2 separate regions of the Homo sapiens genome follow, and region 2 is linked to region 1. Evidence: chromatin loops called from intact Hi-C (ENCODE). Cell type or tissue: PC-3. All regions are shown on one strand. Links, peaks and the distances in the headings refer to the core of each region. The heading gives the core; the rest is flanking DNA.

Evidence for each region. Hi-C counts contacts between places; a loop is a spot of excess contacts. Peaks named below come from ENCODE experiments on the same cell type or tissue, not always from the same donor. Only the 100,000 strongest peaks of a DNase experiment are listed, where the experiment ranks them.
Region 2: a loop joins it to region 1, with 2.9 times the contacts of the local background. A loop is called at or near these places in 2 of 110 quality-filtered maps.

The regions. Positions count from the first base shown.
Region 1 is chr12:32,185,772-32,188,692 of GRCh38, forward strand. All of the region lies in intron 1 of BICD1 (BICD cargo adaptor 1), which reads left to right. Among named protein-coding and RNA genes, the nearest start is that of BICD1-AS1, 80 kb to the left of the region's middle. In PC-3, for the core only: no CTCF peak of the experiment used is centred there; a DNase peak (open chromatin) is centred at 1,520; H3K27ac peaks cover 1,695 bases.
Region 2 is chr12:32,233,674-32,236,594 of GRCh38, forward strand. The region is part of intron 2 of BICD1 (BICD cargo adaptor 1); the gene reads left to right. Among named protein-coding and RNA genes, the nearest start is that of BICD1-AS1, 130 kb to the left of the region's middle. In PC-3, for the core only: no CTCF peak of the experiment used is centred there; no DNase peak of the experiment used is centred there.

The DNA of each region.
Region 1 (2,921 bases), core at 168-2,667:
CTTGCCATAAACAAATTCTCATCTGTTTGTGTGATGAGGTCCAGATGATGGCCCACTTCAGTAGCAAAGACAGTGCACTGTGCTCACCACGCCATTTCATCTTTTCCCTGGGTTGATAGGAAGATGGCCTTCTCAACCCCTTTGCATCTGTGTGGGGCCAGGAGACTAAACACCGCCAGTTGATTATGAGGAGGAATGACGTGTGGCACTTCCAGACCTAGCTCACAAACGTGGCAAAATCCACTCTCCCCCAACTCCTTGAGCCTGTCTCTCCAAATTGCTGCATAGAGGCAATGTTTCCAGGAGAACCTCACCTGGCCAGAAACATCTGCCTTGAACATGGTTAGAACAAATGAAACTTTTTTGTATTAAAACACTTGAGATTCTGTGGCTCTTCGTTACTGTGTTACCCTATCCTGACCTTGCTTTGTGGTTTATTTAATGATGCACATTTACTAGAGTGGTGTACATTCAATAGTGAGGTGGCCACATACAACATACCCCTAAAACATTGCTGAAAGTACACAGCCATTTCTACTATAAAAATATAAGTATATGAGTGAAGAACTGATTTTTGAATTTTGCTTTAATTAATTTAAATTTAAGTGGTCACATGTGGGTAGTGGCCACCGTATTGGACCACAGAACCTTAAGCAGTAGGAAGCTTTTTGCTACGTGATGTATTATAAATCTTTCCACTGTCTCAGCAATCTAAACATAAAACCAACATGTCTAAATTTCACACTTTCTAGATGATGAAGAGTCATAAAATGAACAGAAAGTCTTTATATGGTGTTTCAGGGGGACAGTTGTGACATTGGAGTGCTGGTCAAAGTTCTTTATTATTTTTTATTTGTTTCCAAATATGGAGTGCAGAAAACCAAATGGTGGAATGGACATTTTTGCCAAAGTATAATTGTGGTCTTTAATGATGTAAAATAAAATACCATATTCATTTCTGAATTTTTTTCATCGTGAAGTGTGTGAGATGTGACTTGACAACTTTGCAAATGTCGTGCCTCTGCTTAAATCTCTGCATTATATTTATGGAAATGTTTGAGATCCTGGAAACCATTTAGAGGTGTTATAAAATACTTTATTTCTTGAGGTCCAAAAGACTTCAAAATAGGGGCTGAGTGATATAATGGAAAGAACACTGGATTAGGAGCCAGAATATCTGGGTTATGTTGCCTGCTCTCTCACTAACTGGCTCAGTGAATTTGGGCAGGTTATTTGAACTCTCTGGATCTCGGTTTCTTCTATGGTGAGTTTATGGGCTTAGATTAATCACCCACCTCTAAAATTCCAGGTCTTTTCTTTTTTCTGACTTTAGGTCAGGTCTTTTCTTGTGAAGTATTAAAACTGAGCCCACCCATGTCAATATAACTTAACTCTTTGTTCCACGAAATTCGTGCCCAGGAAGATAAGACAGTAAATTAATAAATAAATTCACTGTTTGCTTTAGGAAAGTCTTGCAAATCAATTTATCAGGACAAACAGTTTGCTCATCTGGGCAAACAGTTGTCTTATTAAAACAATATATTGCTCACCTGGGCAAACAGCTTGACAAGTTTGTGAAAGAATGTCACTATGCATTGTGGTTTTGAAAATGAATCTATGGGCTGGGCGCGGTGGCTCACGTCTGTAATCTCAGCACTTTGGGAGGCCGAGGCGGGCAGATCACAAGGTCAGGAGTTGGAGACCAGCCTGACCAACATGGTGAAACCCCGTCTGTACTAAAAATACAAAAATTATTCGGGCGTGGTGGCGCGCTCCTATAATCCCAGCTACTCAGGAGGCTGAGGCATGAAAATCGCTTGAACCTGGGAGGCGGAGGTTGCAGTGAGCCAAGATTGTGCCCCCGCACTCCAGCCTGGGCAACAGAGCGAGACTCCATATCAAAAAAAAGGAAAAAGAAAAAAGAAAATGATTCTATGGAAACAGCAGACACTGGGGACTCCAAAAGAAGGACAAAGATGTAAGAACTACCTATTGGGTACTATGTTTATTATTTGGGTAAGGAATTCAGCAGGAACCCAAACCTCCCACATCACACAATATATCCATCTAACAAACCTGCACATGTACCCCTGAATCTAAATTTTGTTGTTGTTGTTGTTTTTTGAGACGGAGTCTCGCTCTGTCACGCAGGCTGGAATCTACTATAAATGCATTTTTTTTTTTTTAGACGGAGTCTCGCTCTGTTGCCCAGGCTAGAGTGCAATGGCACGATCTCGGCTCACTGCAACCTCCGCCTCCCGGGTTCATGCAATTCTCCCACCTCAGCCTCCTGAATAGCTGGGATTACAGAAACCTGCCATCATGCCTGGCTAATTTTTGTATTTTTGTAGAGACGGGGTTTCACCATGTGGGCTGGGCTGGTCTTGAACTCCTGACCTCAGGTGATCCACCCACCTCGGCCTCCCAAAGTACTGGGATTACAGTCATGAGCCACTGCGCCTGGCCAACTATAAATGCAATTTTATTTACTATTTAACTGGGAGTAGAATATCTTAGTATGTAAGTCTAGGTATTTTTCCAACTAGCACAACACTTCAGATAGTTTATATATTGGTGAGATTAATTACAAGATTAGTGAGCACATCATAGACATTGAGTTAATTATGACAAGGTGAATGAACAAAACCAATTTTCTGTGTCAAACGTAGTTTACAACTTTATGTAAACATTTATCGTATACATTGTAAGAAATTCAGTTTTCTGTAAAAAAATACGTAGTCTTAAGTTTACAATTCAAAACCCATAGAGGTTCCCTGACATTACCTGCCAACATTTAAGAGCTACTTATTAGTTTGAAGAGAGACAGAGTATGTGCACATTTAAACTTAAGGCAGAAATTTGTGTCTGTTGGCCTAAGTGTTCTTTGTTCACTGGGCTCTGAAGACCATCAAATAAAAGTA
Region 2 (2,921 bases), core at 146-2,645, 48 kb after region 1:
AAAATAGCTCAATTTGGTTTCAAACTTTTTCTCCCACCCTAAGTTCAGGTTTTGTTCCTTGTGCAGCCTGGTAGGCGGGCAAGTAATGCATAGTCAGCATTCCATCTGGGATGCTTACTGGACAATTTTAATCTTTTTTTTACGTCTTGACCTCTATTTCCAAAGAGCATCCCAGTTGGCAGGTCTAGCCTGATTAAGATTCTGTTCAGGCATTTAATTCTCCTAAGGGAATTTACAGATTAATCTAAAAATCAAGGATACCAGAATCTACTCAGGACTTAACTTCTTGAAGGTTATAGGAAACATATACTTGAGCAACCTAATGAATGAGCTTAGTGATATCGTAATGAATTTTTATATATACCTCAAATTACACTTTTTAATGCATATCCAACAAAAATATTTTTAAAAACAAATACTGTAGACCTAACTGGATTAGCTGTATTAGTAGATCCAAATTTAACTTTCAATTTGAATTAAGTTAGAACACTATGGATCTCATAAGGCAGGCTATATATTGATTACCTAGTTAGCCAGCTTCCATATCACCACTTGTTCAGGAACATTAAAAGTACTTTTTTAGAAATAGTTTTCTGATATATTTTTGGTTTCACTAAGACAGCTTTTTAAAAAGCAAAATTAGGCAGGGCGTGGTGGCTCACGCCTGTAATCCCAGCACTTTGGGAGGCCGAGGCGGGCAGATCACCGGAGGTCGGGGGTTCAAGACCAGCCTGATCAACATGGAGAAACCCCATCTCTACTAAAAATACAAAATTAGCCAGGTGTGGTGGCTCATGCCTGTAATCCCAGCTACTTGGGAAGCTGAGGCAGGAAATCACTTGAACCTGGGAGGCGGAGGTTGTGGGGAGCCAAGATCGCACCACTGCGCTTTAGCCTGGGCAACAAGAGCAAAACTCCGTCTCAAAAAAAAAAAAAGAAAGAAAGAAAGAAAGAAAGAAAAGCAGAATTATAACTAAACACCACTTTTTTTTTCTTTCTTTTTTTTTTTTTTTTTCTGGAGTTAGAGTCTCTCACTCTGTTGCCCAGGCTGGAGTGCAGTGGCACAATTTTGGCTTGCTGCAACCTCCACCTCCTGAGTGGAGGTTACTCAGGCAATCCTCCTGCCTCAGCTTCCTGAGTAGCTGGGACTACAGCCATGTGCCATCACACCTGAATAATTTTTATATTTTTTGTAGAGACAGGATCACCCCATGTTGCCCAGGCTGGTCTCAAACTCTTGGGCTCAAGCAGTCTGCCTGCCTCAGCCTCCCAAAGTGCTGGGATTACAGGTGTGAGCCACTGTTGCCAGCCTAAACATCTCGTCTGAGGCTATCACAATATATACTATTCTCCAGCCTACAGTAGATTATAGACATCTAGAATATAAAAATTTGTTTCCTGATAGGCTTGGCACACAATATTCCTACAGTCCTTTGAAAACACACATATTAACAGAGTGACAATATTTACAGGCAGAATTACTCATGTGTCTTATTGTAGCTTACAGGAGAGTGTGTCTGTCTAAGAATGGGGTAGAGGTTGGTTTGTAAAAACAGGTGTCCCACAAGCTTTCTTGGATAGTTAACTCAGTAGTTAGAATGAAGGATGTAAAATAACCTGTCAGGATAACACCTGCTCTCTTGCCCTCAACAATTAATGATAATGAAACTAGGCCTGAAGAGGAATAAAAATCTTGTATCATCTTTGAATTAGTCTTTTGTTGGTCGTGCGTTCCAATGAAATGATGTTTCACAACCTTTTCTTCATTATCATCTCTGAAAAGATCCTTTATGGCTATTTTTTTTTCCTAGTTGCCACAAAATTAAACACAGGCATACTGTGTCTTACTGTGCTTTGCTTTCTTGCTCTTGGAAGATATTGTGGGTTTTTTTTTTTACAAATTGAAGGTTTGTGGCACCCCTACATTGAGCAAGTCTACTGGGACCATTTTCTTTTCAACAGCATATGCTCCTTTTATGACTGTGTCACATTTTGGTAATTCTTACAGTATTTCAAACTTTTTCTTTTCTTTTTTTTTTTTTTTTTAGACAGAGTCTCGATCAGCCACCCAGGCTGGAGTGCAGTGGTGCGATCTTGGCTCACTGCAACCTCCGCCTCCCAGGTTCAAGTGATTCTCCTGCCTCAGCCTCCCAAGTAGCTGGGACTATAGGTGCATGCCACCACACCCAGCTAATTTTTTTGTATTTTTAGTAGAGACAGGGTTTCACCATGTTGGCCAGACTGGTCTCGATCTCTTGACCTCGTGATCTGCCCTCGGCCTCCCAAAGTGCTGGGATTACAGGCGTGAGCCACTGCGCCTGGCCCAAACTTTTTCATTATTGTTATATCTGTTATGGTGATCTGTGATCACTGTCTTTGGTGTTACTATTGTAATTGTTTGGGGATGGCCTGAACTGCATCCATATAACACTTAATTGAGGCCAGGTGTGGTAGTTCACGCCTGTAATCCCAGCACTTTGGGAGGCTGAGGTGGGCAGATCGTGAGGTCAGGAATTCGAGATCAGCCTGGCCAACATAGTGAAACCCCATCTCTACTAAAAATACAAAAAAATTAGCTGGGTGTGGTGACGCACACCTGTAGTCCCAGCTACTTGGGAGGCTGAGGCAGGAGAATCGCTTGAACTGGGGAGGCGGAGGTTGCAGTGAGCCAAGATCATGCCACTGCACTCTAGCCTCAGTGATAGAGCAAGACTCCATCTCAAATAATAATAATAATAAAGACTTAATTGATACTTAATCCATAAATGTTGTATGTGTTCTGAGTGCTCCACCCACCAGCTATTTCCCATCTTTCTCCTCCTCCTCAGACCTCCCTATTCCATGAGACACAACAATATTGAAATTAGGCCAACTAATAGCCCTACAATGGCTTCTACATGTTCAAGAGAAAGGAGGAGTTG